Regions from separate parts of the Homo sapiens genome. Here region 1 is linked to region 2. Evidence: read pairs that join two places in POLR2A ChIA-PET (ENCODE). Cell type or tissue: endothelial cell of umbilical vein. All regions are shown on one strand. Each heading gives the region's core, and the rest is flanking DNA. Links, peaks and the distances in the headings are about the cores only.

Evidence for each region. Peaks named below come from ENCODE experiments on the same cell type or tissue, not always from the same donor. Only the 100,000 strongest peaks of a DNase experiment are listed, where the experiment ranks them.
Region 1: POLR2A ChIA-PET joins it to region 2 with 5 read pairs; 2 of 35 experiments call an interaction of 5 or more read pairs at or near these places.

What each region holds. Positions count from the first base shown.
Region 1 is chr6:143,906,948-143,911,336 of GRCh38, forward strand. All of the region lies in intron 6 of ZC2HC1B (zinc finger C2HC-type containing 1B), which reads left to right. Among named protein-coding and RNA genes, the nearest start is that of ZC2HC1B, 45 kb to the left of the region's middle. In endothelial cell of umbilical vein, for the core only: no CTCF peak of the experiment used is centred there; no DNase peak of the experiment used is centred there; H3K27me3 peaks cover 157 bases.
Region 2 is chr6:143,578,157-143,582,545 of GRCh38, forward strand. It overlaps a transcript of PHACTR2 not described here. Among named protein-coding and RNA genes, the nearest start is that of PHACTR2-AS1, 11 kb to the left of the region's middle. In endothelial cell of umbilical vein, for the core only: no CTCF peak of the experiment used is centred there; a DNase peak (open chromatin) is centred at 1,715.

The sequences.
Region 1 (4,389 bases), core at 189-4,188, 330 kb after region 2:
CAGGCCCCATTGTGTGTTGTTCTCCACTATGTGTCCATGTTTTCTCATCATCCAGCTCCCACTTATAAGTGAGAACATGTGGGATTTGGTTTTCTGTTCCTGCATTAGTTTGTGGAAGATAATGGCCTCCAGCTCCATCCACGTCCCTGCAAAGGACACCATCTCATTCCTTTTTATGGCTGTATGGTATTCCATGGTGTATATGTACCACATTTTCTTTATCCAGTCTATCACTGATGGACATTTAGGTTGATTCCATGTCTTTGCTATTGTGAATAGTGCTGCAATGAAAATACATGTGCATGTATCTTTATAATAGAATAATTTATATTCCTTTGGGTATATACCCAGTAATGGGATTGCTGGGTCAAATGGTATTTCTGCCTCTAGATCTTTGAGGAATCACCACACTGTCTTCCACAATGGTTAAACTAATTTATAGTTCCACCAACAGTGTACAGTGTTCCTTTTTCTCCACAACCTTGCCAGCATCTGTTATTTTTTAACTTTTTAATAATAGCTATTCTGATTGGTGTAAGATGGTATCTCATTGTGGTTTTGATTTGCATTTCTCTAATGTTCAGTGATGTTGAGCTCTTTTCATATGTTTGTTGGCTGCATGTATGTCTTCTTTTGAGAAGTGTCTGTTCATGTCCTTTGCCTACATTTTAATGAAGTTGTTTTTATCTTTTAAATTTGTATAAGTTCCTTGTAGATGCTACATATTTGACCTTTGTCAGATGGATAGATTGCAAACATTTTCTCCCATTCTGTAAATTGTGTGTTCACTCTATTGGTAGTTTCTTTTGCTGTACAGAAGTTCTTTAGTTTAACTAGATCCCATTTGTCAATTTTTGCATTTGTTGCAATTGCTTTTGGTGTCTTCATCATGAAATCTTTGCCCATGCCTATGTTCTGAATGGTATTGCCTAGATTTTCTTCTATGGTTTTTCTAGTTTTTGGGCTTTACATTTAAGTCCTTAATCCATCTTGAGTTGATTTTTGCAGATGGTGTAAGGAAGGGATCCAGTTTCAATTCTCTGCATATGGCTGGCCAGTTATCCCAGCACCATTTATTAAATAAAGAATTCTTTCCCCATTGCTTGTTTTTGTCAGGTTTGTTGAAGATCAGATGGTTTTAGGTGTGCAATCTTATTTCTGGGTTCTCTATTCTGTTCCATTGGTCTCTGAGTCTTTTTGTACTAGTGTAATGCTGTTTTGGTTACTGTAGCCTTGTAGTGTAGTTTGAAGTTGGGTAGCGTGATGGCTCCAGCTTTGTTCTTTTTGCTTAGGATTGTCTTGACTATTTGGGCTCTGTTTTGATTTCATATGAATTTTAAAATAGTTTTTTCTAATTCTGTGAAGAATGTCAATGGTAGTTTAATGGAAATTGCATTGAATCTGTAAATTGCTTTGAGCAGTATGTCAATTTTCATGATATTGATTCTTCCTATTCATGAGCATGGTATATTTTTCCATTTGTTTGTGTCATCTCTGATTTCTTTGAGCAGTGGTTTATAGTTCTCTTTGAAGAGATTCTTCACTTTCCTTGTTAGCTGTATTCCTGGGCATTTTATTCTTTCTGTGACAATTGTGAATGGAGGTTCACTCATGATTTGGCTCTCAGCTTGCCTGTTGTTTGTGTATAGGAATGCTAGCAATTTTTGCACATTGATTTTGTATTTTGAGACTTTGCTGAAGTTGCTTACCAACTTAAGAAGCTTTTGGCCTGAGACAATGGGGTTTTCTAGATATAGGATCCTGTCATCTGCAAACAAAGATAGTTTGACTTCCTCTCTTCCTGTTGGAATCTTCTTTCTTTCTTTGTTTTGCCTGATTGCCCTGGACAGAACTTCCAGTACTATGTTCAATAGGAGTGGTGAGAGAGGGCCTCTTTGTCTTGTGCCAGTTTTCAAGGGGAAATCTTCCAGCTTTTGCCGAATCAGTATGATATTGGCTGTGGGTTTGTCATATGTGACACTTATTATTTTGAAGTGTGTTCCTTTAATACCTAGTTTATTGAGCGTTTTTAACATAAAGGGATGTTGAAATTTATTGAAGGTCCTTTCTGTATCCATTAAGAAATTCATATCTTTAGATCTGTTTATGTAATGTATCACATTTATTGATTTGTGTACATTGAACCAACCTTGCATCTCAGGGATGAAGCCTACTGAATTGTAGTGGATAAGCTTTTTGATGTGCTGCTGGATTTGGTTTGCCAGTATTTTGTTGAGGATTTTTGCATTGATGTTCATCAAGGGTATTGGCCTGAAGTTTTTGTTGTTGGTTGTGTATCTCTGACAGGTTTTGGTGGTGGGCTCCTGTAATCCCAGCTACTCAGGAGGCTGAGGCATGAGAGTCACATGAACCTGGGAGGCAGAGGTTGCAGTGAGCTGAGATTGACCCACTGCACTCCAGCCTGGGTGACAGAGCTAGACTCCATCTCAAAAAAGAAAAAAAAATAAGTTAGGGAAGATTCCCCCTCCTTTTCAATTTTTTGGAATAGTTTCAGTAGAAATAGTACCAGCTCTTCTTTGTACCTTTAGTTGAATTCATCTGTGAATCTCTCTGGTCCTGGGCTTTTTTTTTTTTTTTTTCCCGGCTGGTAGGCTATTTATTTCTGCCTCAATTTCAGAACTTGTTATTGGTCTATTCAGGCATTCTGTTTCTTCCCTGTTCAGTCTTGGGAGGATGTATGTGTCCAGGAATTTATCCATTTCTTCTAGAATTTCTAGTGTATGTGCATAGGGTTGTTTATAGTATTCTCTGATGGTTGTTTGTATCTCTGTGGGGTCAGTGGTGATATCCCCCTTATCATTTCCGATTGTGTTTATATAAATCTTCTCTCTTTTCTTCTTTACTAGTCTAGCTAGCAGTCTATCTGTCTTATTAATCTTAAAAAAGCAGTTATTGGATTCATTGATTTTTTGAAGGGTTTTGTTTTGTTTGTTTTTACCTTCTTCAGTTTAGCTCTGATCTTGATTATTTCTTGTCTTCTACTAGCTTTGGGTTTATTTGCTCTTGGTTCTGTAGCTCTTTTAGTAGTTAAGTTGTCAATTTGAGCTCTTTCTAGCTTTTCGATGTGGGCATTTAGTGCTGTAAATTTTCCTCTTAACACTGCTTTAGCTGCATCCCAGAGATTCTGGTACACTGTATCTTTGTTCTCATTAATTTCAAAGAACTTGATTTCGGCCTTGATTTCATTATTTGCCCACAAGTCATTCAGGAGCAGGTTCCATGTAGTGTTCAGTTTCCATGTAGTGATGTGGTTTTGAATGAATTTCTTAATCTTGAGTTGTTCAGTTTCCATGTGATGTGTGTTTTTGAGTGAATTTCTTACTCTTGAGTTCTAATTTGATTGTGCTGTGGTCTGACAGACTGGTTGTTATGATTTCAGCTCTTTTGCTTTTGTTGAGGAGTGTTTTACTTCTGATTATGTGATCAATTTTAGAGTTAAGTGCCATGTGGCAATGAGAAGAATGTATATTCTGTTGTTTTGGGGTGGAGAGTTCTTTAGATATCTATCAGGCCCACTTGATCCAGAGCTGAGTTCAAGTCCCGAATATCTTTGTTAATTTTCTGTCTTGATGATCTGTCTAATAGTGTTGGTGTGGTGTTAAAGTCTCCCACTATTACTATTTGCAAGTCTAAGTCTCTGAAAGCCTCTAAGAACTTGCTTTATGAATCTACATGCTCCTGTATTGGGTGCATATATATTTAGGATAGTAAGCTCTTCTTGTTGAATTGAACCCTTTACCTTTATGTAATGCCCTTCTTTTGTCTTTTTTGATCTTTTTTAGTTTATTTGTTTGTTTATTTTTGAGATGGAGTCTTGCTCTGTCTCCCAGGCTGGAGTGCAGTGGCACGATCTTGGCTCATTGCAACCTCCACCTCCTGGTTCAAGTGATTCTCCTGCCTCAGCTTCCCGAGTAGCTGAGATTACGGGCACCCACCACCATGCCCAGCTGGTTTTTGTACTTTTTGTGGAGATGGGGTTTAACCATGTTGGCCAGGGTAGTCTCAAACTCCTAATCTCAGGTTATTCACCTGCCTCGGCCTCCCAAAGTGCTAGGATTACAGGCATGAGCCACTGCGCCCAGCCCTTTGTTGGTTTAAAGCCTGTTTTGTCAGAAACTAGGATTGCAACCCCTGCTTTTTTCAATATTTTCCATTTGCTTGGTAAATTTTCCTTCATCCCTTTATTTTGAGCCTATGTATGTCTTTGCAAGTAAGATGGGTCTCTTGAAGACAGCATATTGATGGGTCCTGGTTCTTTATCCAGTTTGCTGCTCTATATCTTTTAATTGGGGCATTTAGCCCATTTAAATTTAAGGTTAGTATTGTTATGTGTGAATTAGATCCTGTCATCATGATGCTAGTTAGTTA
Region 2 (4,389 bases), core at 64-4,063:
AAGGAACCATTGCAGTCAAGTGCAGGGCTCCATGAGAGCTGGAGAGGGGTCCCCAGACCTCCATCCTCACGGTCCAGGATGGGGAAGTCATAGCCAGATTTAGCAGTTCCCCTTTGTCAGTGCAATGCCTCATCCTCCATGTTTCCCCTTCTAGGATGATCTAGTTTGATTCAACTCTTCTTGGCCCTTAACTTTCCTCAGGGAGGCAGGGGAGGCCAGAAGTCAAGAGAATAGATACGTGGCATTAGGCTTTCCCCATAAGAAAGGTTGAGCATGGTAGCCATGGAAGGATGTGTAGGTTGTTCACTGCTCAAGAGCATTGACTGTGGGGAAGAATGGGGCCGAAATGCAGCCCATACCCTGCTTGCCAAGCTGGGTACAAAATCACTCCTGCCAACAAGAAAAGGAGGAAAAGGACCTTTTAAAAAAATTTGCTGTTGACTTGGATGCTGAGGGCTACGTGGAGGGCCTGGACAATGAGGAGAGGATGAGGAGGAGGAGGAGGAGGAAGGAGAAGAGGAGGACATGAGTGCAGAAGAGGAGGATGAAGACGATTATAACAATGGAGAGGTAGATGATGAAGAAGATGAAGAAGACCTTGGTGAAGAAGAAAGGAGTCAGAAGTGAAAGCAGCTCAAAGATGAGGGAGAAGACGATGACCAAGTGGAATAACGTATTTTCAAAAATGCCTATTGTGATTTGTGTTTTTACCCATATCCCCTCTACCCTCATAATCCTGCCCCCAAAACTTTTTTTTTTGTTGTTGAGACAGGATCTTGTTCTGGCACCCAGGCTGGAGTGCAGTGGCGTGATCACAGCTCACTGCAACCTCCGTCTCCCGGGTTCAAGCCATCCTCCTGCCTCAGCCTCTTGAGTAGCTGGGACTACAGGTGCATGCCACCACACCTGGCTAATTTTTGTGTTTTTTGTAGAGATAGGGTTTTGCCATGTTGCCCAGGACGGTCTTGAACTCCTGGGCTCAAGTGATCCCCCCACCTTGGCCTCCCAAAGTGCTGGGATTACAGGCATGAGCCACTGTGACCTGCTCCAAAACTTATTTTTTTCTTATTGTAACATAGCTGTGTGAACAAGAAGGGAAAGGTGTACTGGGGGTTGTTGGAGGAGGGAAAGTGTGGGGGAAATAAAATACTATTTTTATTGTCAAAAAATTTGCATAAAGGAGACTTATGGGCCAAGAGAGGTCCTGGTTGAAGGAAGGAAAACATTTTGCTTTGCAGGGAGGATGAGTCTTTAGTAGAAAACAAAACAACAACAACAACAAAACATCCCCCAAACCAGCAAAAATGCCCATTTTAGCAAATTGCCCTATTATGTGTGTAGTTTTTAAGTAGATTTTCATATATAAGAGAGACAAGGAAAGAGGCGAGCGGACAGCTGTGATGAAAGAGCCCAAGGAACCCCCCCAATAAGGCACCATCTCAGAGAAGGCACTTCTTTGGGGGTCACTCAGTGAGACCTGGGAAGGTGAGCGGAAGGGGCCTCTTCTGCAGATGGTGGCCTGGAGGAGAAGACCCTTTTCCACTGCACCGAGACGATCAGCGGGAAGAATGAGTGGGTGTGTATTCATTATCTATTGCTGTATGAAAAACTACCCTACAGTGTAGCTGCTTAGGAAATACATTTATTGTTTCTGTGAGTCAGGAATCCAGGCACATTTAGCTGGGCCCTCTGGCTCAGGATCTCTCCCAGATTGCAATCAAGGTATGCGCCAGGGCTGCAGTCATCTCCTGGCTCTGCCGGGAGGAGCTGCGTCCAAGCTGACTCACGTAGTTGTTGGCAGGGTTCTGTTTTCTGTGAGCTGTGGGACTGGGGACCTTAGTTCCCCATGGGCTGTTGTTTTGCAGGCCACCCTCAGTTTCTTGCCACGTGGGCCTCTCCATAGGGCAGCTCACAACATGACCACTGTCTTCTCTCAGCATGAGCCAGAAAGAAAATCAAGAGAGGGATAGCAAGATGGGAGTCATGATCTTTCTATAGCTTCGTCTCAAAAGTGATATCCCATCCCTTTAGAAGGGAGTCAACTTGGGGCCGGGCGCAGTGGCTCACTCCTGTAATCCCAGCACTTTGGGAGGCCAAGGCAGGCAGATCACGAGGTCAGGAAATCGAGACCATCTTGGCCAACACGGTGAAACCCCGTCTCTACTAAAAATACAAAAAATTAGCCCGGCTTGGTGGCGGGCGCCTGTAGTCCCAGCTACTCTGGAGGCTGAGGCAGGAGAATGGCGTGAACCCAGGAGGCGGGGCTTGCAGTGAGCCGAGATCGTGCCACTGCACTCCAGCCTGGGCGACAGAGCGAGACTCCGTCTCAAACAAAACAAAACAAAACAAAACAAAAAATACAAACAATTAGCTGGGCGTGGTGGCACACACCTGTAATCCCAGCTACTTGGGAGGCTGAGGCAGGAGAATTGCTTGAACCCGGGAGGCAGAGGTTGCAGTGAACTGAGATCATGCCACTGTACTCCAGCCTGGGTGACAGAGCAAGACTCCGTCTCAAAAAATAAAATAAAATAAAACAATAAAAAATAAAAGAAGGGAGCCACTTAGTCCTGGCCTCCATAGTGTGGGTGGCTGAAGGAACGTGAAGATAAATGTCTCTGAAGACAAGAAGGTGAGATAATTAAGAGACTTAGGTTTTGGATGGGTCACCTACACAAATGAAGTGACCCAGAATGCTGAGGGAACCAGGGTGGAGGTAAACTGGGAGGTGGGTGCTAAAACTTCTAGGGTGGGAGAGAGAGTGACACCAGGTGTTGAAATTACAGAAGGGACCATTTCTGGCAACACAGCAGACCAGATATCCTATAAAAGTCTTCCATTACAGAACACCTACACATCAGGAGCTCAAAAACAGATATATTCTTTAAATGTCTAGCCAACATTTTGGAAAAGTGTGGGAAATCCCTCAGGGCCAAAACCAGAGGGAGTTGGACACCAGAGTGATAAGCAGACACTGAAGGCAAGGCCAACCTCAGGGCTTGGCTCAATATTCTAGAACTTTACCCTTGTTCTCAAGTCTCCGTGTGGACAGGGGATGAGGGTTACCTGGTTTCTGCTCCTTTGACTATGGCATAGACTCTGTAGATGTCTGTAATTGACCGGGAGGTATGTAGATGACTGTATCAAGTTATCCTCCTGACCGGGCGCAGTGGTTCATGCCTGTAATCCCAGCACTTTGGGAGGTCAAGACAAGGAAGGAGGTGAGCTGACAGATGTGCTGGAAGAGCACAAGGAACCCACCAGTCAGGCATGATCTCGGAGAGGGCGCTTGTTTGGGGGTTACTCAGTGAGACCTGGGAAGGAGAGAAGGGACCTTTTCTGCAGACGGTGGCCTGGAGAAGAAGCTCTTTTTCCACTGAAACAGGAGGAATGGCGGGAAGGATGAATGGATATGTGTATTAATTATCTATTGCTGCATGACAAATACGGATCACTCAAGTCCAGGAGTTTGAGACCAGGCTGGGCAACATGATGAAACCCTGTCTCTACCAAAAAATACGAACATTAGCTGGACATGGTGGTGGGTGCCTGTAATCCCAGCTAGTCAGGAGGGTGAGGCAGGAGGATCACCTGAGCCTGGGAAAGTCGAGGCTGCAGTGAGCCATGATCACGCCACTGCACTCCAGCCTGGGTGACAGAGTGAGAACCCTGTTCCCCTCCCCACCCCTCAAAAAGGAAAGAAAGTTATCCTGCCCTTGCCTAGACTTAGATGAACCCAGTCTATTTTTTGCAGTTATACATGGGGATGGCAAAAGGCAGAATCCTGGGCATTGGCATGAAGGCCTTGGGTCTTAATGCCTAAGTGAGTCACATAAACCCTGGACAAAAGGCTGTACCGTCAATATGAGGAAAAGCTAGAAAAAAAGACCTATCACTCTCATAAAAATTCATAACCATAGTCCACACCCTCACATAGATTTGGCACTAGAATTTATACCACCTGTTTAGGTCTGTAAATGCCAAGCCAAACTAATAATTGAAAGTGGTTCTAGTTGGAGAACTGTGGGGCACCCAGCACAATTCAGAGCAAATCGTTTTGGAAATAGAATCTCAGCCCAGGTTTCCTGCAATTCCCATACATTGCTCAACTAAACATGAGTTCAGAAGTCAAAATTACAAAATACCCTAGGAAACACGCCACTAGGAGAGTGAGTCAGAAGGAAAATAAGATAGTAGAAAAATTAGATTCTAAATTACCAGAGACAAGCAGGATACCAGGAAGACAGGAAGCAGGTGATTTGACCCAGTGACAGGTACCTGGAAACAGTTTGGTTGTTTAGTTATGAAGCTTAAAAACTGTCATTCATTTTTATTTAGCAATTTTATTCCTGCAACTTTTTTCCTGAGGAATGATCAGGTATGGATTTA